3 separate regions of the Mus musculus genome follow, and all the other regions are linked to region 1. A link is a loop called in an ENCODE intact Hi-C map of the cell type or tissue named here. Cell type or tissue: heart. All regions are shown on one strand. Region 1 overlaps Fat1 (FAT atypical cadherin 1). Region 2 has its middle 67 kb from the start of Gm30397. Region 3 has its middle 36 kb from the start of Gm30397.

Region 1 (8,000 bases):
GTCTGTTCGGTGCAAGCACTCTTTCATGTATACTTTTAAAAAAACAAATAAATAAGCCAAGCTGTAGAAGGGCCAGAAGACGTGACCTCTTGGTTGACAGCTGTCACAGGTCCTTTCCTGGTGCTTGTAAGCAGTTACACCTAGGGGGACCAGCCAGCCTGTTATCATGGCATCCCAGCTGCTTCAATACAAAGGTGGCCTGAGGCAGCTGCACTCTGGCCACTAGGCTTTCGAAACCGTGGTTTTGGTAAAGGCACAAACTTCTTCAGCAGGTTTGTCCCAGTTAAGACAGCTCCAGGCAACTCAGAAGACCTCAGAAGCAAGCAAGGGAAGACTTAGTGGCCTCCAGGTCACTTCTACAGCTGCCCCAGGCCCAGGCTCCGCCTTTTAACAGCTGTGCTTGATTAGGCACAAACCCAGGAAGGCGCCTCTCCTAGTGACTCAACAGAAAGCTTGCAAATTCCCAACCTGAGGGCTCTGACTGGTCCCTAACTCAAGGCATTTGACGTGCTGAACTGGAAACTGTGCAGTGACCTGTGGAATTACATAGGAACTCAAGAAATGCCACGATCCTTTTCCAAATGTATCATCAGGCTGTGCTTTCATGGGCTCTAGTAAAGGGTTGTCATATCACAGGTCAAAAAGAAAAAGCTGAGCTGGCCACAGGGAAAAGCAGCACCTTTTGTTTTGTTTTGTTTTGTTTTTTGGTGGTAGAGTTAGCGGCTGCTTTCAGTTTTGTTTGGGGAGACTGGATATCCCTAGCTGCCCCAGATCTTGGGTTCCTTTTGCCTAGGCCTCCAGAATCCTGGCTTTACAGGTGTGACCCACCACCCCCTGCTTCCTTTTTAGCACAATAATTGGGTGCTTCCTTTGGTGCCAGGCTAAGCATTCTAGGAATCAGAAACATTAAGGAAAATCAAAATAAGATAAGCCCTAGGGGCAGTCAGTAAAGTGGTTGAGCAACCTTTAGACAAAGAGCTACCAGAACTAAGAGGCAAACGTTATTGTGAGCCTTGGGTATGAATGCTAACTTCCTATACAAAATGTATATGGAAATATTTACAAAGCAATTTGTCAAAAGAGAAAGGAGGAACTGGTCAGGGAAGAGACTGAGACGGGGCAAGGAAGGTGTTTCCTTTCCTATACTAGAATTCTCAAGGAAGGGATCTTCAGTTCTTAACAAATCTTTTACTTGAAACTTTATAGCCTTAAAAATACGTTAAAACTCAAAGCAAAAGATATAGGAGAACAATTTACTGGGTGGAAATTTTAGATGGAAAAGAATCCAATACAGTATTTCTTTCTCTTTCCTTCCTTCCTTCTTTCTTAAGATTTATTTATTTGTTATTTATATGAGTATACAGTAGCTGTCTTCAGACACACCAGAAGAGAGCATCAGATCCCACTATAGATGCTTGTGAGCCATCAGGTGGTTGCTGGGAATTGAACTCAGGTCCTCTGGAGCCATCTCTCCAGCCCCCAATACAGATTTCTAAAGCCTGAACTATGCAGCCATTGACAAACATAAATAAGACTTATAGATATATATGTGTATATATATATATATATATATATTTTATATTTATATTTTATATAAGTATGCTGTCTTCATGCACACTAGGAAAGATGTCAGATCACATTATACATAGATAGTTGTGAGTCACTACGTGGTTGCTGGGAATTGAATTCACAACTTCTTAACCTCTAAGCCATCTCTCCAGTCCCACATTTTCGTTTTCATTTTAAACCACCACAGTGGCAAGTGGGAGACAACTTCTTCTAATAAGTTAAAGCAACTGGAAATGGAATGAATTTTATTCTAAATTAGAGTCCCACTACACAAACCATATTTCCTAGAAGTGGAGAGTGTTTAAAATTCCCGCCCAGGCAGGGGTGGTACACGCCTTTAATCCCAGGGAGTCCCTTGACTCCCTCATATACCATGTTCTACACTGTGCATTTCTCATTTACCATGTTATACAGTGTGACTCCCTCATATACCATGTTCTACAGTGTGCATTTCTGCCACCTGAGTAGAAATGTATGCCCTCAGGGGTTCACCTAAAAAAAAAAAAAACAAAAACAAAACAAACAAACAAACAAAAACACCGAAACAGGCAGGGCACAGTGACATCAGTGAGATTAATCAAGACAGTAGCTCCAAAACTAACAGGACAATGTATCCTCTCTAGTCAGAAAACACTCACTCTCCCTGCATTCTCAAACCTATCTTTTTCATCTTAGCTATCTCTCTGTTCCTCTTACACACTGATACCATTTTTTTTAACCTCAAAAATAATGTCAACTATCAGAATAAAATAGCAGTAGTTAAAGACAGTGTTCTAGCTGCTAAACAAGTCTCTTCACGTCTCCATAACATAACAACATTAAAATACACATCGTCAGTTGTACTGCCTCAGGAACTCAGAAGCTACAGTCATAGGGGAAATAAATCATTATGTTTTAAGATGACATATTAAAAATACTCTACCGGCAGTGGTGGCGCATGCCTTTAATCCCAGCACTTGGGAGGCAGAGACAGGCAGATTTCTGAGTTCGAGGCCAGCCTGGTCTACAGAGTTAGTTCCAGGACAGCCAAGGCTACACAGAGAAACCCTGTCTCGAAAAACCAAAAAAGTACTCTGAGGCATCAATATAGGAGACAATAAGAAATACCATGTGTACCATGTGACTGCATGAGCATCTTCTCCATGAACACTTTAGCCTGTATATTTGAAACAGCTCTAATGAAATAAAAAATGGCCTCGGACCAAAGACATCTGTAGCAGCTGGGAAGATCACAGAGGAGGGGGGTGGGTGTGTGTGGGTGTGGGTAAGGTGGAGAGACAGGCAAGCAACGGATGCTAAAGGGGGCCTGGGGAAAGCAGAACCATTCCAACTGGCTGAGTTTTTAAACCCTTTACCAGTGAACTGGAAAGCAAGCAGGGAGTGAGTAGCATTCCCACAGCCAGCGCTGTGCTTGGCTCTGTCATGGATACAATAACTGGGTACAGAAAGGTCCTGGCCCTTGAGGACTGGAGCCAGGAAGAGAACCAAGCAACAGGGCAAGATCAGAACCAACAATGAAAAAGTCAGAGTCTTGCTTAGCTCAGACCATCAGGGGGCAGGACAACACGTCTCCCTTTTCCCATGCTGGAGACTTGGAGGGCGTCATAGGCGGAGGCAAAGGTTCAGCTCTCCCCATCAACTCTCCTATAGCTGTCATTGTGCATCTACTCTTAGAGCTTCTGTCGGAGGCTCTCAGAGCCTTGGCAGCGTGCGCTGTCTTCCTATAGGTAGTGTTCTGAGACCGGTTCTAACTGCAGTTGGCTGGGAGATCTTTGGCAGCTGTGGCCATCTGAGCAGCTATTGTTTGTCACTGCAGTACTGGTGCCGGCAGGATTAGGCTTGGAGCCAAAAATGGAATTCTATTCATAGCCTGTCAGGGCTGGAAAGGAGCTCGGAATTCACTTAACTCGAACTTTCAGAGGTCCGCAGAAAACACTAATAAAATTAATCAGACGGTCACTCTGAAGCCACACAAGGAGGGGCTGAGGTCAGTATCGCCCGCTTTTCTTCTGCTTTTACATCTGTTCTGCGAGCTGTTTCCTGGTGGAAATTAGTGGTTTCAGAACACAAGATCAGAAGGCAAATCAATTTTGCTGTGAATTAATTGTTTTTAGTATTCTATATAAGTTATGTAGGAGGGAAGGAGGCCTGGAGGGAGGGAAAGCACTCAATCAACTGTAAGGTTAATATCTAAGGTTAACATCGGCAAACTTCAACGAAAGCATCTTAAGTGCAAAATCTTACATGTACTTTAGTCACTGACGTTCAGTGACCTAGAATCGCAGAATTCTCCTTGATCCAACTGACCCTAAGGATCCCACGAAAACAGATTTGATGGGGGGAAAAATGCACCAGATAAGGCAGGAGATAAAACCTGACTTTTAAGACTTTAGAGGTAATACATTTCACCATAAAATAAAAACTAGTAATGAGAAATAGATTTTAAAAAAGTCTATAGCCCTTAAAATACACGAAGGTGACTTTCTGTTGTTGTTGTTAATGAATCCCTGCCATTGTGGCGTGAGTGGCCTTTCAGTTCCTTCCTTTCTAGAGCTATCAAATGTTACACCGGAAACCCTCGGAAGTTGTTTGCGGCTGTAACTACTTCCTATTGAACTGTGTTAGGTCTCCTTTCCAGCCACAATAAAATGCCATTTTCTTATTGCCTCATTACTCAGTAATACAAGACTCACTTACTAAAGGAGCATGCAGCTAGAATGCGATTAGGTGCCCAGTATATCTACTACCCACTGCAGTATTCTGCAGTGATTAAAGAACGCTCGGTTTGTCGATTACTAAATGTAAATATTCTATTTCCACTAAATCTGTTTGTAATCTTCTACTGAACAGTCACACCATCCCTTATATACCCGACACAGATAGCTCTTTATGAAATACTCTATTCTACATGTAAGCAAGGAAATCAGAGGCCCTTGTATATTGGTGTTCTCCTAAAAGCACAACAAATGTATAATGTAGTCCTTTTGAGTATGAACAACTCAGTCCCAGACAAGGTTACGAAAAAAAACAGGGGAGGGAGGAACCTTCCAAGAACCAAGAGCCAACCAGGGGAGCTGGCACTGCAGCTCTGGCTGTTTGTAATAAGATATACCAGCAGTACAAGGGCGAAAATATCAAATTTAGGCATCTTTTATCTTCCAGTGAGAAATGATTTATTTCTTAAAGGGGAAAAGAACTAATTAGTATTGCTACCCACTTCTAAACATCTACCAGGAACTTGTTAAATCTCAAAAAACATGCTTAATAACGCATATTCTAAGTGTTGTAATTTAAGCGCCTGGAAAGGCAACACTCAGTCTGTCTATATGCACTCTTGTTTACAGAATGGGAAAAGTTGGGTCTTTTATTTCAGAGTTTAATAATTTAAATAGCTGCTGCCCCATTTCAAGAAAAAAGAAAAAAAAATCAATACGTGAAGTATTTCCATTGTTACGTATAACACATCAGTGTCAGGGAACTGTTGCTCAACTTGTATGGACTTTAAATTGTGAATGGCTAGACACATTTTATAATACTGAAAGCTATACAAACTTGAAAGTTCCTTTTATCATTGAACTACAAACACTGAGCTAAATGACTGTGACAGACACTGGACAGACTGCCTACCTAAAAACTTCCCTGGCCTTTTATACAAAATGGTCAGTAATTCCTCCAGTACACGGTTAATGGTAGCAAGCTTAAGGAGCTAGGATCATTTAAGAGCATTGTGGTTTTTAATGTGAAAAGGGCCACAGAAACAGTATCAGACTAAAAGCAACTATGCTCTGACACAGCATTCTTTCGGATACAGAATAACCACCGCAAAACCACACTCACACATCCAAGACGCAGTACCCAGAAGCAGCAGGGAGGAAATCCATGCCTGTGGTTTGGACCCTGGGTGGTCCTGACCTCTCTGAAGTCATGTAATTATTTGTAAAGTGAGGAAAATGCAAGTCTCCCTTTGGAGACTCTGTTTGGAGTCTCTCTGCCCTTAGCACAAGGCCCCTCCCCCAGGAAGATTTAAAGGATTTAAGTGGATCAAAGTTGATTGCAAAATGCAAAGCACAAATCAGAGGAAGAAGAGTGTGGCCTGAACTCCCAAAAATGGGCAAAAATGAGGCTAAGAGACTGTAGAAGGGCTAGGAAGTCTAAGTTCACAACAGAAAGTTAAGAGTCAAGAAAGAAAAGCCAGGGGTTGCTGCTCTCTCTTGACTGCCCCCTGAAGTTCGGCTCTCAAAGACAACCAAAGTGCATCAGAAAGAACACCAGCAGCATTGGAAGAGCCTAAAGTGTTCTAAACCATTGATCCAGAGACGAACAGACTGGGTAGGACCTCAACCCAACCGGAGCAACTTTGGCTGGGGATATAGCTCAGCGGTAAGAGTGTTTGCCTAGTGTATGTGGGTCTTTGGGTTCAATCCCCATTACTGTCCCAAAGTGGGGAGGAGCAAGCCACCCTCAAATTCCAAACCCATTTTTAAATATCTCAAGGGGACAGAAATATATGATTCAGCCAATGAAGAGACTGACTTACAGTGTGCCTACTGATACAACTAACCCCACAAACCAAAGCCAGGATGCCCGCTTATGCCCATTACCCATTCCTAGTCTATTTAGCATGGCTACAAAATATAATTCTTCATATATTTCTTTCCAGAGAGGAAGAAGGACAGCAGTGAATGAAAATTAGTCAAACAGTAACCTATTTACTAGAGGAGATAAGAGCCGATAGATGAAAGGGCCAGAGGTAGGCGGGTGGATACACATCTATAGTCAAAGAATCATTTGCTGAGCCTGTCAATCACTACCCTAAAGGGATTTTTCTAAACCATTTTGCCTGGCTTACCTAGGAGAGAAAAGAAATAGAAGCAGTTGCCTCTGTGCTTGGAAATACAGGCTGCATTATTATGCAGTGTGGAGAGCCCAAAAGATGAATCTTTTACTATGTCCCACTGCTTGCTCCCTAAGTACTGGAACAAAGTCAAGGGGCAGAAAGCATGGCCAAGATAAGGTGAAATAAAGGAGCCTGGGGGTGGGCGGCTTAGATAGCATCTAGCAGCTCAGAGCAAGCACACTGGGAAGATTCCAGCTAAGGGACAGGGCAAGGGTGGGTCAGACTAACAAAAGAGTTATGAGCATCAATCAGCTCAGGGTTCGCTAGTGTACTGGCTAATTTTATGTCAATTTCACACAAGCCACAGTCATTAGAGGAGAGACAGCCTCAATCAAGAAGATACCTCTGTAAGATCGGGCTGTAGGAAATCCTGTAGGGCATTTTCTTAATTTGTGATTGATTGTGGGAAGAGCCTAGACCAATGTGGACGGAGCCAGCCCTGTCCTGGGTTCTATAAGCAACCAGGCTGAGCAAGCCATAGTGAGTAAACAGTTACCCTCCATGGGCTCTGCATCAGCTCCTGCCCTCACTGTGTTTGATGAAGAACTGTTACCTAGAACTGTTGAGTGAAATAAACCCTTGCCTTCCCAAGTTGCTTTTCGGTCCTGGTGCTTCACTGCAGCAATGGAAACCCAAACTGAGAGAGTCAGTTTGCCTGTGAAAGGCAACTGCTCTGCCATTCTCCATCCCCAGCCCCCAGAGAGGCTCCAGAGGCCAGAGCACCAATGCAGAAAAAGAAAACACTCACTTAAGACACCAGGGACGGGAATGAAGGACTACATAAAAGTGAAAGCACTCACTGGGAATCTTTCTGTGCCCTTTGAATCCTGCATTATGTGACTCAATTACTTAATGAAGTCAGGAATATAATCGAGAAGGGATGTGCCTGTGTGCAGACATCCCAAGGCCCAGTGTTGTTAGGCACAGAATGCAAGTAATTAATGGTCATTATGAAGAGCACAGTCTAGGCAGAACTTAAGGACAGATACTCTGGGTGTCCTCAATGTTATAGTTTAGAGAGACATAAAGTGAACTCTAATGTCTTTTTTTTTTTAACTAGCTCCAGAAACCCATGATACTAAATAAGTTTATATGTAAAATTAATCAGGAAATTCAATTTTTATTATTTAAACACACACACACACATCTTTGTTGGAATTATCTAGTACTCCTTTAATGAAGCCTTTTGGGGGAGGAGTATACACAGAATTATTGCAAAGCTGAAACTGAATAAACATTTTTAGGATTCAAAAAAAAAAAAAAAACCTGAGCTTCTACATCTACACAAGGGGCCAGATTACACTTAACAATACCAAAGGTAAGAAAAATGGACAAAGTAACAGTTTGCAGGCAAAAATAAAAGGGGTGGGGAGTGGGGTGAGGGGGGAGTGACTCTTAATGAGCTATCTTGAAGGTTTTCAGAATATTCATCCCTACATGAGAACCAGGAGATACGCACTAATGACCTCCTGAAGACTAAATAGTAAAGGCAGCATTATTTCCTACAACCAAACACAGTAACAGTTACATAACT
Region 2 (8,000 bases), 300 kb after region 1:
TTAGGAAAAAAATGTTGTCAGGGTGTTGGTATCTTTTTACAAGGAGAAAGTGGTGTAGTTTTTCTTTGTCTGGAGGAAAACTTTTTTTTGGTTGGTCTGTTTGGTTTTATTGTAATTACACTGTATACCATGCATGGCTATCTAATACACACAGAAATGGTAAGTAACTTAAAATGTTGATTTTAATGTTCAATAACCAACCCACTCTTTGAAAAAATGAGTCAGTAGGACATTTGTGAGCCACTGAGTGGCAATGACCAATCTTTGCAGGGACTGGCTATTCCTGTGTAAGTGTTCTTTCCTTATTCTCTGAACTCAACCTTCTTCAGGGCCTCCCCTACAGCTCTAGGAGGACAGACAGAGCCATTTGTTCTCAGGGACATGCTAAGCATACAACTATTCCAGGGGATGGGGTCCAGTTCAGGATGAGGGGTGGAATGGAGCTGGGACACGAAGTGTTTTGCAACGAAAATGGGACAGTATGGGTTTGGTTCTGTCCCAAGTATGAAGGACTGAAGCAGGAAAAGAGAAACTCCGGTCCTTCTTTATTGGAGACATCAGAGCATGAATGTTAGTATCTTTACACTGAGTATTCTCCATCTATAAGCAAGAGGCACACATCTTCTTGTCAGCTTAATTCTATTCAGCAATGGAGGAGGGTTGTTAGGTCTCTGTCCTGGGTAAAGACCTGAGCATCTGAGGATGAGCTGCTGTGCAGGGAAGGCAGGGCTCGAATCAGAATGAGAGCTGTTTGTTTTCTCCTTCAGCCTTAGAACGTGGGTAATTAAATGTCTTGCTTTTGTTGTTGTCTCCAACACAAGTGCCTGTTCTTTTCTCAGGCTTAGTTCATTTTGAAACATGATTCCATTTTAAGGGTGAATACTGAATCAATTACCTAGCTTCCAAGTATTCCAGGAGTGTCTGGTAACCGGGCAAACTGCTGAAGTGGTGTGGAATACAGCTTTAGTCAAAATAGCCAAGAAGAACGAAGAAAGAAATCAGCAGGAAAGCTGTATACCTGAATGGGCACTTCTTTTCCAGCATGCAGTATGGTTTTAATGCTGGGCTATTTTTTTTTTTTTTAATCTGAGATCACCCTAACCTCCAGCACGCTTAACTTCTGTATCACTTTATGTATTATTATGCATAATTAATCTATGATTATTTTGTGTGGCTAGCTTTATAAAGTAAAGAGGTTTACTTAACTCATAGCTCTAGATATTGAAAGTCACAGTGCCCTGCCTAAGTATAAAAGTATAATTGACCCCCCCCCAAGAATTGTCTTGCAGTAAGCAAATTTACATTTTTAGTTTACTGGGCAAGACATGGTTAAAATTAAATCCACACAAGTTCTAATTCACAACCAAATGGGGATTCTGCTGGCTGTGCCACTGCAAAATGTATTCCCAGAGGGAACTCTTCTGGAGCAAGAGGACATATTTCAGAGAGGAATCTAGGGAGTTGGGTGGAGCCTGACTCAGGCTTTACTCACTAACTTCAACCAAGAACTTCCTTAGTGTCTTTAAAGAGACCTTGAGCATCTCACTGCACCTCAGGTCTTAGAGCTTAATGCCGCTGGAGCACTACCTGGGGATCTTAGGGAGGACCTCCAACGTCCAAACACTTCTTTCAACATTTTCCTAATTGTCATTTCCTTTTCCATCACTATTCTGAAACCTATTATTTCTTTATTCCTTCCTCTACCCTTTCATTTAATGTCTTTTGAAAACTAATGCTTACCAGCACATGGTTTTAGCTTTCTGTTTCTTGTTTTGTTTTGTTTTTTCCCAGAGAGGCAGAGACTGACCATTACAAAACCAACAAGTGAATTTGGAGAACTGGATTCCTGAAACGCCAGTTCTGGAAAGGGATTCATATTTTGTGTTTAGAAAATTTTGCCTTCCAGATTTCTTTCTTTAATTTCTTTCTTTCTTTTAAAAAAATTATTGTATGAATGTTTTGTTTTCTTGTGTGTCTTTCTGCCATGTATATTCCTGATCTCTGTGTTGCTGTAGTTGATTAATCCGCTCTAATCTCCTGTCAGTGGAGGCTCGAGTTCCTTGCTATTGGTCCCAATGGTCTGGATTCTCGAATGAAAAACACACACATGCAGCCTTCTATTTAATATGCCTTAATCAGCTCAATGGCTGGGGTACTCCCAAACTTCCACGTTGCTAATGCCTCCCTTCCGATAATCCTGAGTTATTACTAAAAATCTATATTCCATCTTTGCTACCCTAGACCAGTGCGGGGCAGGGAGGGGTGCGGGCTGTGACTGCTCTTCCCCCACTTGTACATGATTAGCATGTCTCGCTTCCTGTCCCTCTCAAGCTGGACTCTTAGTCCTTTGTGGCATGGCAATTCTGCCTCTTCCTTGGTCCCCTTGCCTGCGAATCCTAAAGTCCTGCCTCTGTCTCCTGACCTCCTGCAACTGTATTCACCAATCAGAACCAACTGGGGGCAGGGACCCTCAGAGTTTTACATGTGGGATTCTCCTGCAATTTGGGAACCCAGATAACATAAATACAAGTCCATAATATCCCCGTGGAGGTTAGAAGAGGGCACCAGATAGTCTGGAACAAGAGTTAGTCGCCAGCTGTGAGTCACTGTGTAGGTGCTGAGAATTGAACCCAGGTCTTATGCAAGCGCAGGCAGTGTCATTTACGTCATCATGGTAGCACACTCGTGAACGAGATGCTTATCTGTAAGATTCCATATCCCCTTTGCCTGCATGTAACAGAACGAAAAGATGGCCCTCAGTGACCCAGATAGCAGTAACTTGATCTTAGACTTCCCAGCTTCTGGAACTATGAGTGAGAAATAAATATTTGCTTTTTGGGACCCACTCATCTCACAGTATTTTTGTCGTAGACGTCTAAATGGATTCAGACAAAGCAACCTCAGCAATGCGTTAGGTTTCCTAATCTGCATTACTGCCCTTCTAAAGGAAGCATAGAGATGGCTCGAGAAGACATCTTAGCGTTCAGTCATGTTGGCGGGCATCCGAGTTGTGCCTTCTACTGAGCTGGCTGGGCAGGGATAAGCAGCCGTATCAGCAGAGGGAGCTAAAACAGTGGGACTGTAAGGCAGAGGAGGAACATCAGGAAAGAAAAAAAGCCAGTTTGGGATTCTGCCGCTGCAGATTGAGCTTCAGGGCAATCACTGTCATAAGAGACCACCCCAGGAGCGCAACGCTCAAATGTGATTTTTGAACCAGGAGGACCTCCCAAGTGTTGGGGGGTTGATGTATCTATTTTATGTGCTTATCTCTGCTACCCTTTTCTGTGGTTGAGAGGACTTTGGGTCACACACTTTATCTTTCCTTGAATACATGTACTTGGTGGATGCCTGGGCCGTGAGGGAACGTGATAACGTGGTCGTTAGTCAGGGCTGGGAGAGCAAGGCTAAGGCAGATAGTCCGAATGTCTGCCTGAAAGTGGGCAGGTGGTGATCAAGTCAGCAGATATCGTTTGCTGAATGCCATCAGCCAGGATAAGTGCTAGGACGTGGCCATACAATGTCCCCTGGGGTAAATTTCACCCTGGACCTTCTACAGACTGATACAGATCCACTCGAGACTGGGGAAGTCATGAGCTCCAAAGGCTAGGGCTTCAGGATGCCATATATTACAAGACAAGCGCCCTGGCAACAAACAGCAGCGCTGTTTGTTTCAAGTGAAAAAAAAAAAAAAAGGTCTATTTCATCTTTAGTTAAGAGATCATGCTTCATACAGAAGGACGTAGTCTTGCAGAAGGGCACGAGGAAGCCATAGAATGATCAAAGAGTAAACCAGCATGACCCAAGGAGACAGGGCAGGGTCTCTGATAAAGGGAGACACAGAGATCTAGATGATAACGTACCCAAATGGGAGGACATTTGCTGCTGATAGAGCCCTGTTGAAGGTGGTGTTCCAAACCCCAAACCCCAAACCCCAAACCCCAAACCCCAAACCCCAAACCCCAAACCCCAAACCCCAAACCCCAAAGCAATTCTGAACTCCAAGGCTCCACTTGAAAGGAGTATCTCTAAGATTCCTCTCTTCACTCCACCTTCTAGAAGTCTCTAAATCCCTTTCTCCTATCATACAAGGAAGGGCCTTCTCTGAGACTCTCTACCCAGAAGGAATGCAAATTATCATCAAAGTACATTAACCAGGAAAGGTTAACTACTGGGGAGAAGAGGCTAGTAGATGCTGGAGCCTCTGATAGCTCTCCTGGATACGCACTTGCCGTTTGTTCTTCTGAAGGCTCCTCTGAGAGGTTGCCCTGACGACGGTCCACACATCCTTGTTCATAGTCATCTCCTCCTATAGCCTGCCATCACTATCCTCCAGAGACTCTCCAGGCCACCCGGACCCAAGCCTCTATTTTTTTTTCTCCGTAGCATGGGAAGTTATTTAAGCTTCAACTGTGTGCCGTATGGCCCTTCTGGGATTCTCTTCCCTTGTGTGTAATTCTTCCCTTGTGCATGGTGATATGTCCCTATGTCTCTTTCTGTCTGTTAGTCAGCACAGAGTTAGTCCGTTCCCGGAAATCTTCACAGGGCAATGGACCTGCACTAGAACGGCCCACCTTCCAAGGAGAGCATCTTGTGCGCACCAATGCACAGTGAGGGTTTGACTCTGAAGATCAGGAGAGTGATCTCTTTTCACTACTGCTCTTTTTAGTCTTTGTTTCTTCTCTCCAGTTACTTCAAACTAAGCCCATTATACTTCAGCCACGATCCCAAAGAAGGAACCGATCAAATGAAGAAGGCCCAGGATGAGTCTGAACAGGAACATGAATTCCTGAAATAAAGAAAAAGCACTGGGAAGAGAATCTTGACCAACAAGATACATAGAGAACCAGCCAGATGAATGGGCCCAAGGAATGAATGGAGTAACTAAGGATACAAACAGAAGGATGGAGATGTTAGCTTAGATGAATACCAAATTGGTGGTGGTGATAAGACCAATAGTAAGAAGTTGGTTTTAAAGGTGAAGACACAAAGAACTTGGAGTCTGAGACACCGAGGAATATGCAAGTTATCGCTTCTCGGCCTTTTGGCTAAGATGAAGTGTGAAATATGCAAGTTGTGGTTGTTGGGCTTTAGGCTCTGTCTTAGTTAGGGTTTTACTGCTGTGAACAGACACCATGACCAAGGCAAAGACACCATGACCACTCTTATAAAGAACAGCGTTTAATTGGGGCTGGCTGAGGTACAGTCCATTTTCCTCAAGGCGGGAGCATGGCAGTATCCAGGCAGGCATGGCACAGGAGGAGCTGAAAGATCTACATCTTCATCTGAAGGCTGCTAGTGGAAGACTAGCTTCCAGGCAGCTAAGGTGAGGGTCTTGTAACCCACACCCACAGTGACACACCTACTCCAACATGGCCACACCTAATCTCGCCACTCCCTGGGCTGAGCATATACAAACTATCACAGGCATCATGGGAAGTTCAGGGTTTTCCCAGAAGGATGGTGGTTAAAACAGCGGGGTATGGAAGATTGCGTCCTGGGAGTAAGTGTCACAAAGGAAGTAGCACAAAGATTCAAAATAGAACTAGGAAGTGCAACAATAAGTAAGATAGAAGCAGAAAATTAAACAGGAATAGAGGAAATGAATGGTTAAGAGGTAGAGGAAACACCAGCAGAACACTGGTCAGAGCATATAAAATAGCATGCGTACATACGTTATCTATCTATCTATCTATCTATCTAATATAGAGCATTTATATTTATAAATACATAATAGTATATTAGAAAAGGGTCAAATAATGCCATATAGTCAATGAGTGTAAGCTTTGGATTTACATGTTTCAGGGGCAACAGTAGAAGCCAGTCCATGCTGAGACGTAAGGACCAGATTGACAGGCTGGGCAAAGACCGCATTTGAGAGGCAGTGGGCAAAGGCCACCTGTGCGATGAGACCAGGCCCTCTGGTGTGGCATTGACAAAAGGCTGTTAAGGGCGTTTGAAGCAGTACACAGCTTTTCAGGCCTGGAGATTTCTTTAAAACAAAACATAATAAAAACAAAACCTGTACACCTTCTTTACTGTGAATTTTAATGACCTAAGTACATTTAAGAACTGCATTTTTTCAGCCTTATGAAACCTCCCACTTGGCTAATGAGAGAATACAATTACTGTCTAACCAAAGTAATTGAATGGCTAAGTAAGGTCATTTATAGAATGCACAGAGTCATGAATGCAAATAAGTAATTGCATGTAATGTTTCTCTGCCTTCCCAGCTGAAGTCACTGGTGCCAACACCTGCAGACCAAACTAGTAGATAGGCCACACCTAGTGAGGCGCTGGTGGAGTCATTGACGCTGGGCTAAGGGTTCAATGGTGTATGTTATGTGTGAGCCTTGGGTCTGACATGCCCCCTGACGAAAATCCTCCTTTTTTTTTTTTTGGTGACAGTTCTCTTCCTTGGAGTTTGTCCTTAGTATATTTTGTTATTGCCCTCTTCCTTCCTCCTTCCCTCCCTCCCTTCCTCCCTCCCTCCCTCTGTAGACATTAAGATTCTTGCTGTCCGTGTAGATATGGTACCTCTCACGTGATCTGATAAAAGTTCCATTGACCCTCATGCTGCCTAAGCCAGACCTGAATGAACCCCAAGCTGCCCCTCGCCCTGGTGCCTGAGTTTCAGACCTCAGCAGGGCCAGATTTCCACAGTCTCCCCGCAGCAGCTGCCTCGTCTCTCCACTTGGCTGTGTTCCAAGAGCACAGCCTGCTGGCCCTCATTCATCAAAGTTCATGATGCATAATCACCAATAAAGAGCTACTTTCACTGAAAAACACATTCAGTTTGATTCTGGGCTTTTTTTTGTTGTTGTTGTTCAGAGACAAAATTGAAGTTAAATGGAAGGAGTGATGTTTCCCGTTCAACCTCAAGCCACTGAAGAAGCTTTCTTTGGGGGGAAAAATGTATTTTGCTATTGATGGGAGCCAGCAAGGGAAGGGATCCGAGCAGTTTCCAGCCGAGATAAGGGAAGACCAGGATGCATGATCTGGCTGTGAAGGCCTTGCTTAGGGATTAACAGTCCAGACAGTGCTTCGGTTCCTCACTATGGGGAACGAAACCTCAGCTATTACTGTTGCTTATTTACAGTTTGTCAACAAATACCTGCCTGTTGTTTCCTAAACATGTCTGGATGTTTTCCAAAATGAAGTTGGTATTCTTTCTATCATAGCAAACCACAATATTTCCTGCATGAAGAAAATTATATATGTATTTTTGTTTTAGCAAGTTACTCTTATATTGGAGAGTAGAAGTATTGTGGAGGATACTAAGGGTATCAAGACCTAAAATGCAGTTCTGCTGATATACTGATTTTATACCAAACATCATCTTACCTTCTAGTCTACCCTTCACCCTTAAAAGTATCTAAATTGGATTGCCACTTATCTTGTCCTTGGGAACAGTTTTCATTTTAATACTTAAGTAATATACATTGAATATTGGGCATCATCACTTCCAGTTTAGAAATGTTCTTAACATGTTCAATAAATGAATGGATATTTATAAATGTCTCTTTGCATTAAGTCAGCCTTTACACAAGTGCTGTTACACCTGTGTTGGAAGATGCTGAGAATCTTCCTTCACTTTGATGAAATAGGTGATTTCTCGCCAGAGAAGATCAATAGAATAGAGCTGAACATTTTGTCGATATATTGAGACTCTTTTATTCACAGTCTACAAACAGACAGAGTCACTCTTCAGCAGCCAGGCGTTTAACCACTAAATATAGCTCACAGAATGTGAAGTCACCAAAAAGACATCACAAGCATGGGAAAACTGAGAGCCCCGTGATTTGCTTTCTGCGATAAGACTATTTCAAAGTACTTCGGGGACTGGAATGAGACATCAGACTCCCGGGCGGTCTCTAGAGGCCCTTATTTTGGGAACACTTACAGAAGATAAAAACATGTTTGTACACTAAAGACTCAGAAAAGGGAATACGTGCTCTGCTGGCTGCATCTGTGGTAGCAAAGGAAGCAGGCACTCACTGTGT
Region 3 (8,000 bases), 200 kb after region 1:
AGAGGACATTGCTAGTCCTAATACCAACGCTGAAGTTTATCATCATCTTTTTTTTTTTTTCCCTTCCATTTCTGGCTGTTGCTGTTATAATGTTACTGGAAGGGCTCCAAAGCCACACACAGAGTGTGCGTCATGCATCTATGACATTATCTTTCGTGGAGTCAGAAAAGAAACTTACTCCCTCTGAGAGGGAGAGGAGCGGTTGAGAAGCCCTATACAGCTAGGGACCAACAACCTAGGAGCAGAAGCAGGAAAAGGAGACTTGTCTAACATGTGACAGAACGACTGACTCATGGGTAAACACTGTGAAACTAAACTATGGTGACTTAAGGAGTACAACGACTACTTTGAAAAAGAGCAGAAATTCACCCATCTCTGAGCCCAGGGAACAACCGTTCCTGAAGCCGTCCCCAGCACTGACCACTACTGTGTGCTTAAGAAAGGGAGGGGGATGGGGAGAGGCCTTGTAAGGAGAGAGGAGTGGGAGGGGAGAGACTACATCGGGATGCAAAGGGAATAAATAAATAAATAAAGAAATAAGGGAAAAAGAAGCGCCCAGAGGAAATTGAGAATCCACGAGAAGATCCCAGAGTCAACTAACCTGGATCCTTGGAGGTTCCCAGACACTGAACCACCGACCAAAGAGCATACAAAGGCTAGAAGACCCACCTCTTCCCCCAACCTTCCACCCTCTCCCCTACCCCCACCCCGCCTCCCACACAGGTGTAGCAGATGTGCAACTTGGTCGTCGTGTGGGTCTCTAACAATTGGAGCAGGGGCTACCCCGACTCTGTTGCCTGCCTGTGGATCCTGTTCTCCTGCCTGTGGATCCTGTTCTCCTAACTGGGCTGCCTTGTTCTGGCCTCAGTGGGAGAGGATGTGCCTAGTGATGTGATATGCCTGGGTGGGTTGGTACTCAGGAGGGGAACCTCCCCCTTCTCAGTGGAGAAGGGGAGGGGGAGGGGGGGAAAGCTGGGGAGGGGGGGGAAGCTGGGGAGGGGGCACTGGGAAGAGGCATGGGGACGTTCCTTCGGGATGTAAAGTGAATAAAATGTAAATTAACGGTGGAAAAACAAAGTCAAACTAAAAACAAAAGCAAAACCAGAACACTCTTTTCTTTTTCTCCTTCCCAAATCCTTGTTCCCCAGCGCTCTAAGGTCTTGCTCCCGCTGCCCTGCTGTGCAAACGCCTCGATGCTTTGTTCTCTTTGGGTATTGCCTTCCTTGCCCTGCCTCTGCCTTTTCTCTTTAATTTTGCCCTCCTTGCATCCTCTAATTCCTCCTTTATGTTGTTTGGTGTGTTTTCCGTTTGTCCCCTTTCACTTTGAAGAACTTTTAGTGTCCTCCGTGGAAGTTTCTCTTTGCCCAGTTAGGCAGCCCAGAAGACTCCTGGGTTTCGTGCTTACTCAGCTAAAAGCTCTAGCTAGGCTTGCAGATGGACCCACCAGGAAGCTGCCTAGTGGGGATGATCTTGCAGCACATAGCTGTAGCCAGACATTGATCCCAAATGCTGTCCCACAAGAAGTAGTCTATATCTGAATTACCTAGCTTAATGCGCATAGGGCACAAACTAATCTACACCAGAACTGCCAATGTTCCTTCATTCTCAAGGAATTCAGTGACTCCAAGTGTGATGATTTGTATCTGCTCGGCCCAGGGACTGGCAGTATTAGGAGGTGTGTGGTCTTGTTGGAATAGGTGTGTCACTGTTGAGTCTGGGCTTCAAGACCCTTATCCTAGCTGCCTGGAAGCCAGTATTCTGTAGAACTCTCAGCCCCTCCTGCGCCATGCCTGCCTGGATGCTACCATGCTCCCACTTTGATGATACTGGACTGAATCTCTGAACCTGTAAACCAGCCCCAATTAAATGTTGTTAATTAAAACCCTAACTAATATTTACCAAGAGTCTCCTGTCATAATCTGAGTAAATTAGCAAGTGAATCAGCTTTCCAGTGTGGACATCCAGGACACTGTGCCTAGGGCAACTTTAAAAAAGCATAACCTTAGATTTGAATACCAGTTGCCTTAGCTAAATATCTTGATTTGGCTGCCACTTCCTCTAACAGTTCTGTTGCTGTTATTTTGAGGGCTATAAAAAGAATGTGTATTCTGATTTTTTTTCCCCCCAGAGCCTTAAGCTCTTTGGAGTAAATACATTGCATGTACCCATGACATCAATCAAAATGGCAGCCCAGCTTTCCTGAGAACTTTTTTCTTTTTTCTTTTCTTTTAACAGACAGACAAGTTCAGTTTCTTCAGGTTTCATAGTGAGCGATGAGGTGAATCTCTAAACCTTTTCCCTCTAAAACATCTACAAACTAATTTTCTTTTCTAATCTAAGAATGCTCATGGTAAACTCAAACAAGGAGACAAAGATAAATCAAGTACCCCAGAGGAAGAGAGAAGGAAAATAAGGCAACCTCCCCCTCCCCCAAGCCTTACTGCTCAGAGCAATGGAGCTCAAAAGGGCATGCTTTTACCTCTCAAGGGACGTTATCTAGAGATATCTAGAGATGTTTTGATTGTCACTTTTGGGGTAGCTTCAGGAGTTTGCAAATCTCTTGCTACTGGTACCTGGTGGAGTAGTCCAGATCCTGTAAACCATCCTACAATGTGTGGGCCCACCCACCACAAGGACTTGTCCAACTCATCATGATGTAAGTATCTCTACTGGGGACTTCTGCACAGCGAGAGAGATGCTTGGCACACATACACACATGTGCACACACAGTGCAACATACTGTTTTGCGCACAAATGGCCTCTATTCTCATTAATCTGAACTTAACCCTTTTTTTCTTAATGATATATCATGACTTTTTTTTTTCATGTTGACCCCTAGAATCTATGTAATTATTTTCAATTGCTGCATGATTTTCACTTGGCTTATTATTCTATAACACATCTATTAAACTCTCCAAATTATTTAAGTTTTTCTTGTTATAACCTGACCTCTATGGAAGGGGTTGCTGAGCGAGAAGTGACACAGTAGACAGGAGACTCTCTCTGTTCAGTGATTTTTTTTTTTTTTTTTTTTTTTTTTGCTTGATTTACTTTTGCTCAAATCCTGGCTTTGGGATGATATTCACAAGGCTGAATTAGTCTTTCTCTTACAAATCCTGTCCTCCGAGCAAGACTTGTGTCACCCGGGAGGCTGGGACAAGGGAAGAACTTTTTTTTTCCCATTCTGTAGACATTTCTAACGCCTGACTCACCAGCCAGCAAATCTTGTCAGCTGTGGAAATGTTAAGCTTAGGGGGGCTTGCCATGGCTGAACCACATCCAAACCTTCTTAAGAACCTGGATTAGTTAAAATATGCTGGAGATCCAGGCTGTCCCTTAGGTTAATAATGAAATAAGAACTTCAAAGCCGTCCTTCATTGTCTTAAGTTTTTCTTTTTTTCCTTTGGGTTCAGTCCAGAAGTTCAACCAGCTCACGTCTTTTACAGATTTCATAGGCCTGCTTTTAGATTGGAAAAGCTAGGAATGTTCTTATCACACAGCACAGCGGTGCTCAGCCTTCCTAATGCCACCCTTTAATATGGTTCCTCGTGTCCTGGTGACCCTTGACCATAAAACTATTTTTGTTGCTACTCTTCATAACTTTAATTTTGCTCCTGCTATGAATTGTAATGTAAATATCTGATATGCAGGATATCTGATGTGTAACTCCTGTGAAAGGGTCGTTCAGGGGTCATGATCCAAAAGTTGAGAACGGCTGATGTAGCAGCTGTAAGGCGTCCATCCGTTTCAAGGCACAAAGAGTTGCTGTCAACTGACTGGTGAGACTCACACAAGGTGTTTAAGCTAAGTGCTGTTTTCATGACCCTGCAGAGCATGCTATTGCAGGGAGAGAGCATGCCATCATTTCCACTTGCAAGAGCACAGTTGACCTCCCAGAATCATAGATTTCAATGCTAGACATCTAATGTTTGTGTGTGTTGTTGGGAGTGTGGGAGTGGCAGAGATCAAGCCAGAGGCAATGACCAAGTTCGAATGACACTCCCAGACACAGGACTTAGCTATTTTATCTTACTGCATGCAATTTAGTTTTCTTTCAAATTAGTCTCTTACTTTATTAGAACAGGTCAAAGTTCATAGCTTAAGTAATCTCTCTAATTCTGTCTCTTTCTCTCTCTCTCTGCCTCTCAGTCTGTCTCTGTTTTTCTCTGTTTCTTGCCCCGTCTCTCTGTCTCTCTGTTTGTCTCTCTTTCCCACGTTTGCTCTCACTAAGAACACCTCAATTGTTTCCCCCACTATGAGCCTCAGAATTTATTAACACACGAAATGAAAATGATATTCCTTAAAGGTCTTCAGGTCTTTCGGGGTCCCAGACCCTTTACCCTTTGCTGCATCTTCCCCGTGGGCAACAGAAGCAGCTGCCACACCATCAAGACTCTGCTTTTCCTATAGAGAGAAAAAAAATAAAACCTTTTAGGAAAAAAAAAACATAAAATCTTTCTTGTAAGCCTTCTTATCTAAGCAGGGTTCTTGTTAAGGTGTCTGCGGGGGCTCCTGTAAGTAGCTGCCGATTGGGACAAGCTGGCCCTGCACTGGCTGGCTCCCTGGAAAATGGTTTGGCTGTTGAGTCTATGCTAGCTCTCTCATGAATGTGAAACGGAAGGCCACACAAGAAGGGCAGGCAGGGTCCAAAAGTCAGTTACTGCTTCCTCTGCCAATGATTTACTAAGTGCCTTTGAGGAGGCCACTCACTTCTTCCATGTGATAAAGTTATTCCGATCCGAAAGGAGAAGTGAGCGGCAAAGTTTTCTTATCTTCTCAGAAGCCAGAAGCTATAAAACCAAGGCCATGGCCAAGTCAGCTTTAAACTATTCCTCCTGGAAGCCTTTGTAAGCAAGCCCAGGAAGGCTCAGCTGGAGCAAATGTGACTGACAGAAAGGGAGAGTGAGGGAGGGTAGGTTTAGAACGAACCCTGACAGGAAAAGAACAGAGCAAAGGATTCTGGGTAGGAAAACACAGACAAATGCCTGGAACTCCCTTTGCAGGGGTTGTTTCCTCAAAAACCAAATACCCAGTGGCAGAAGCCTAAGGCTATAAGGGATGCTCAAGAAGTTCAAAGAAAGAATCCGCTTCTTTAAAAATTAAACATCTAGAAGTCTCAGTCAGGGACATGTGCCTTTCCATCACATCCCTGGAAACCCCTCTCCTTCCACGGTCTTTCCTCTTGCTTAGTGTGTATTAATTGTGCTGGGGTCCAAAAATCCAAAACAATCCAAGCAGTCTCAATAGTCAAGCAAAGCAAGATCTGTGTTTGAATTACACAAACTGACCAGTCAGAGGCAACAGCACAGACCCAGGAACTGACCGTGTCTTTTGAACGTTCATCTTAGTAAGTAGCTAAGCAGATGACAAAAACTTACTGTACTCCGGATGCTACTGATCAATCAGGAACACAGAACGGATTTGGGAGCTGAGCTGCAACCCTGACTCAGAGTGGTGCAGAGTTTTCAAGCCCCAAATCCACAAACATCTGTGCCAAGTTATAAGTACATTTTCCCACCAATCAGAGTCTAAGGATGAGGACTTCCTTAGGAACACGTCTTTGTGGTTCCTGGTCCCATTGTTTGGGTTCTTCAGCTGTGGCAGAGTGACTTGCCTAGAATTCATGTTTCAACTTGACAGGAATTCTCGACATGTCAGATACCCATATACATGTCTCTTTCTGCCAAGCAGGATATCAGTTATGCAGAGAGGTCTTGGGAACTTAAACTTTATTTGGCCTCTATTTAAAATGGAGGTTTTATTCAAAATGACTCCTATTAAGTTCCATCTTAAACCGTTGTACAAAATAACAGGCTTCAGAGTGACATTTTCAAAGGTCCATGTAAATCTAATTGGATCTTATGTGCCCCCTCTGTCCTCGCTCCCTTCCACTTCTCCCTGACCTCCTTCTCCAGAGTTCTCTTTCTTTTCTTTTTCTTTTTCTTTTTCTTTCTAAATGAGTCTGGATTCTCAGTGCGAGAGAAAATGTACTGTTTGTCTTTCTGACTCTGGCTTCTCACATTTAACCTGATGGGCTCTACCCATTCACCCACAAGTGGCAACAGTTCAGTTTCCTTTGTGGTTGAGTAACACTTCCCTTTCTCCCTGCATTCACCCACTCCTAGACGGATGCCTTAACTTGGCTAACATAAAACACCATTTGCTGTCTTAAAAGCCTCTCCATACAGACCTGGGAGTAGTGTAGTTGGTTCACAGGATAAATCTATTTTGAATTATTTGGGAAATCTCCATACTGATTTACATAGTAGATGAAGTAGTCTGTGTTCCTACCAGCAGTGAAGAAGGGTCCCTTTTCATTCCTGCATCTTTGCAAGTTTGACTGTCTTTGCTTTCTTGATAACAATACCAAGTGGATAAGAAATTATAATAAGGTCTCTCTCTCTCTCTCTCTCTCTCTCTCTCTGTGTGTGTGACCACTGGGCACTTGACAATGTAGTTTTTCCTTCCCCTGAACTTCTCTTATGGATAAAGATGTTGAGGTTTTTAAATGTAGTGTGTGCATGTATGTGTTCATGGGGGCACATGTGTTGCAGCACATGTGCATAAATGTGTGTATAAATACTGGATGGCAGGGGTCAATCAGGGGTGTTATTCATTCAGATGTCATTTGCCCTGTTGTTTGAGAGAACTCTTTTGCTGGTCTGGAGCTTGCCTAGGAGGCTAGGCTGGGTGATCAGTGAGCCCTGGGGATCCACTTCTTTCAGGTCTTCATGCTGGAATGCAGGCACACAACACCATGCCTGGGGCTTTTACATTGGTTCAGGGTATTGGTCTGAGGTTCTCTTGCTTGTGCCACAAGAACATCTGGATCTGGCTATCTCGTTAGGCACTAATATCTCTCTGTCTCTGTGAATTTCCCATCATGTACCCCAATCCCACTCATCTCCCAACCTTTCATATCTGCCCTCTGCCCTTGCAACCCCCACCCCAGAAAAGAAAACAAAAAAATAACAAAAACATTTCACCATGGAAACTGTGGTGTGTCACAGTACATCACTGTGTATCACACAGTGTACCCTTTTGTTCAAACATATTTACTTGCAAACGTTTATGGTTTATGGGTTACCAGAACCAGTTCTACTCTGCTGCCCAGGTGAGGTGAAGAGGCCCTGATTTTTCATGCCTTTGTGGCCATTTGTACTCCCTTTTGAGAAGTGTCTCTTAGGTTAGCTCTTGCCCATTTGTTGATTAGATTATTTGTTTTTTTGGTGCCTATGTTTTTTTTTTTAAGTTATTCACATAATTACATTTTTTGATATTTACTACTCTTTCAGATGTGTGGTTGGCTGCTTTATATTTCAATTCTGTAGGCATTACCTTCAGTCTGTTAATTGTTTACTTTGGTATGTAGAAGCCAGTTAATTTGATACTATCTCAGCTGTTAGCTCCTTGTGTCATTTCTTGAATTAGTGTAGTGCTATTCAGAGAGCCACTGGCTATAGCTGTCTTTTCTAAAATGTTGTTTGGACATCTGCATGTATGTCTGTGTACTATGTTCATGAAGTGTTCTCAGAAGTCTCAAGAAGGCATAGACCACCTGGGTCTGGAGTCATAGGCAGTGTGAGCCACCCTCTGGGTACTGGGAATCAAACACAGGAACTCTGGAAGTGCAGCCATGTGCTCTTAACCGCTGAGCAATCTTTCCCATTCATGACTATCCTAAAAAAATGTTTCCTTATATTTTCCTCTAGTGGATCTTACATTGAAATCTCTGGTACATTTATTGGTCTGTTTTTACAGATGTGTTGTAGATGATTTTTCACACAAGGTCTTTGGGAAAACCATATTTTGTAGAGGCATTATTTTTTAAACAAAATCATTGTTATTTATTTTATAGTCCCTAGGAGCTTTGCGTCAGCCACGGTGATGGGGTGTGCCAAGTTGAATCTAAAGTCTTCCCTTGAGCCTCATCTTTGAGTGCCCGTTCCTCAGCTTGTGTTTTGGGAACCCATCCATCTATTGAGACATGCAGCCTTAGC

What was found. Peaks named below come from ENCODE experiments on the same cell type or tissue, not always from the same donor. Only the 100,000 strongest peaks of a DNase experiment are listed, where the experiment ranks them.
Region 2: a loop joins it to region 1, with 2.2 times the contacts of the local background. A loop is called at or near these places in 3 of 42 quality-filtered maps.
Region 3: a loop joins it to region 1, with 2.0 times the contacts of the local background. A loop is called at or near these places in 2 of 42 quality-filtered maps.

The regions. Positions count from the first base shown.
Region 1 is chr8:44,994,173-45,002,172 of GRCm38, reverse strand. The region is part of intron 2 of Fat1 (FAT atypical cadherin 1); the gene reads right to left. Among named protein-coding and RNA genes, the nearest start is that of Fat1, 48 kb to the right of the region's middle. In heart, a CTCF peak has its summit at 3,131 (motif pointing right); DNase peaks (open chromatin) are centred at 392 and 3,342; H3K4me3 peaks cover 1,231 bases; H3K27ac peaks cover 5,948 bases.
Region 2 is chr8:44,694,952-44,702,951 of GRCm38, reverse strand. No RefSeq gene overlaps it. Among named protein-coding and RNA genes, the nearest start is that of Gm30397, 67 kb to the left of the region's middle. In heart, CTCF peaks have their summits at 3,054 (motif pointing right) and 7,921; DNase peaks (open chromatin) are centred at 6,671 and 7,861; H3K4me3 peaks cover 200 bases; H3K27ac peaks cover 1,899 bases.
Region 3 is chr8:44,797,787-44,805,786 of GRCm38, reverse strand. No RefSeq gene overlaps it. Among named protein-coding and RNA genes, the nearest start is that of Gm30397, 36 kb to the right of the region's middle. In heart, no CTCF peak of the experiment used is centred here; a DNase peak (open chromatin) is centred at 4,646; H3K27ac peaks cover 561 bases.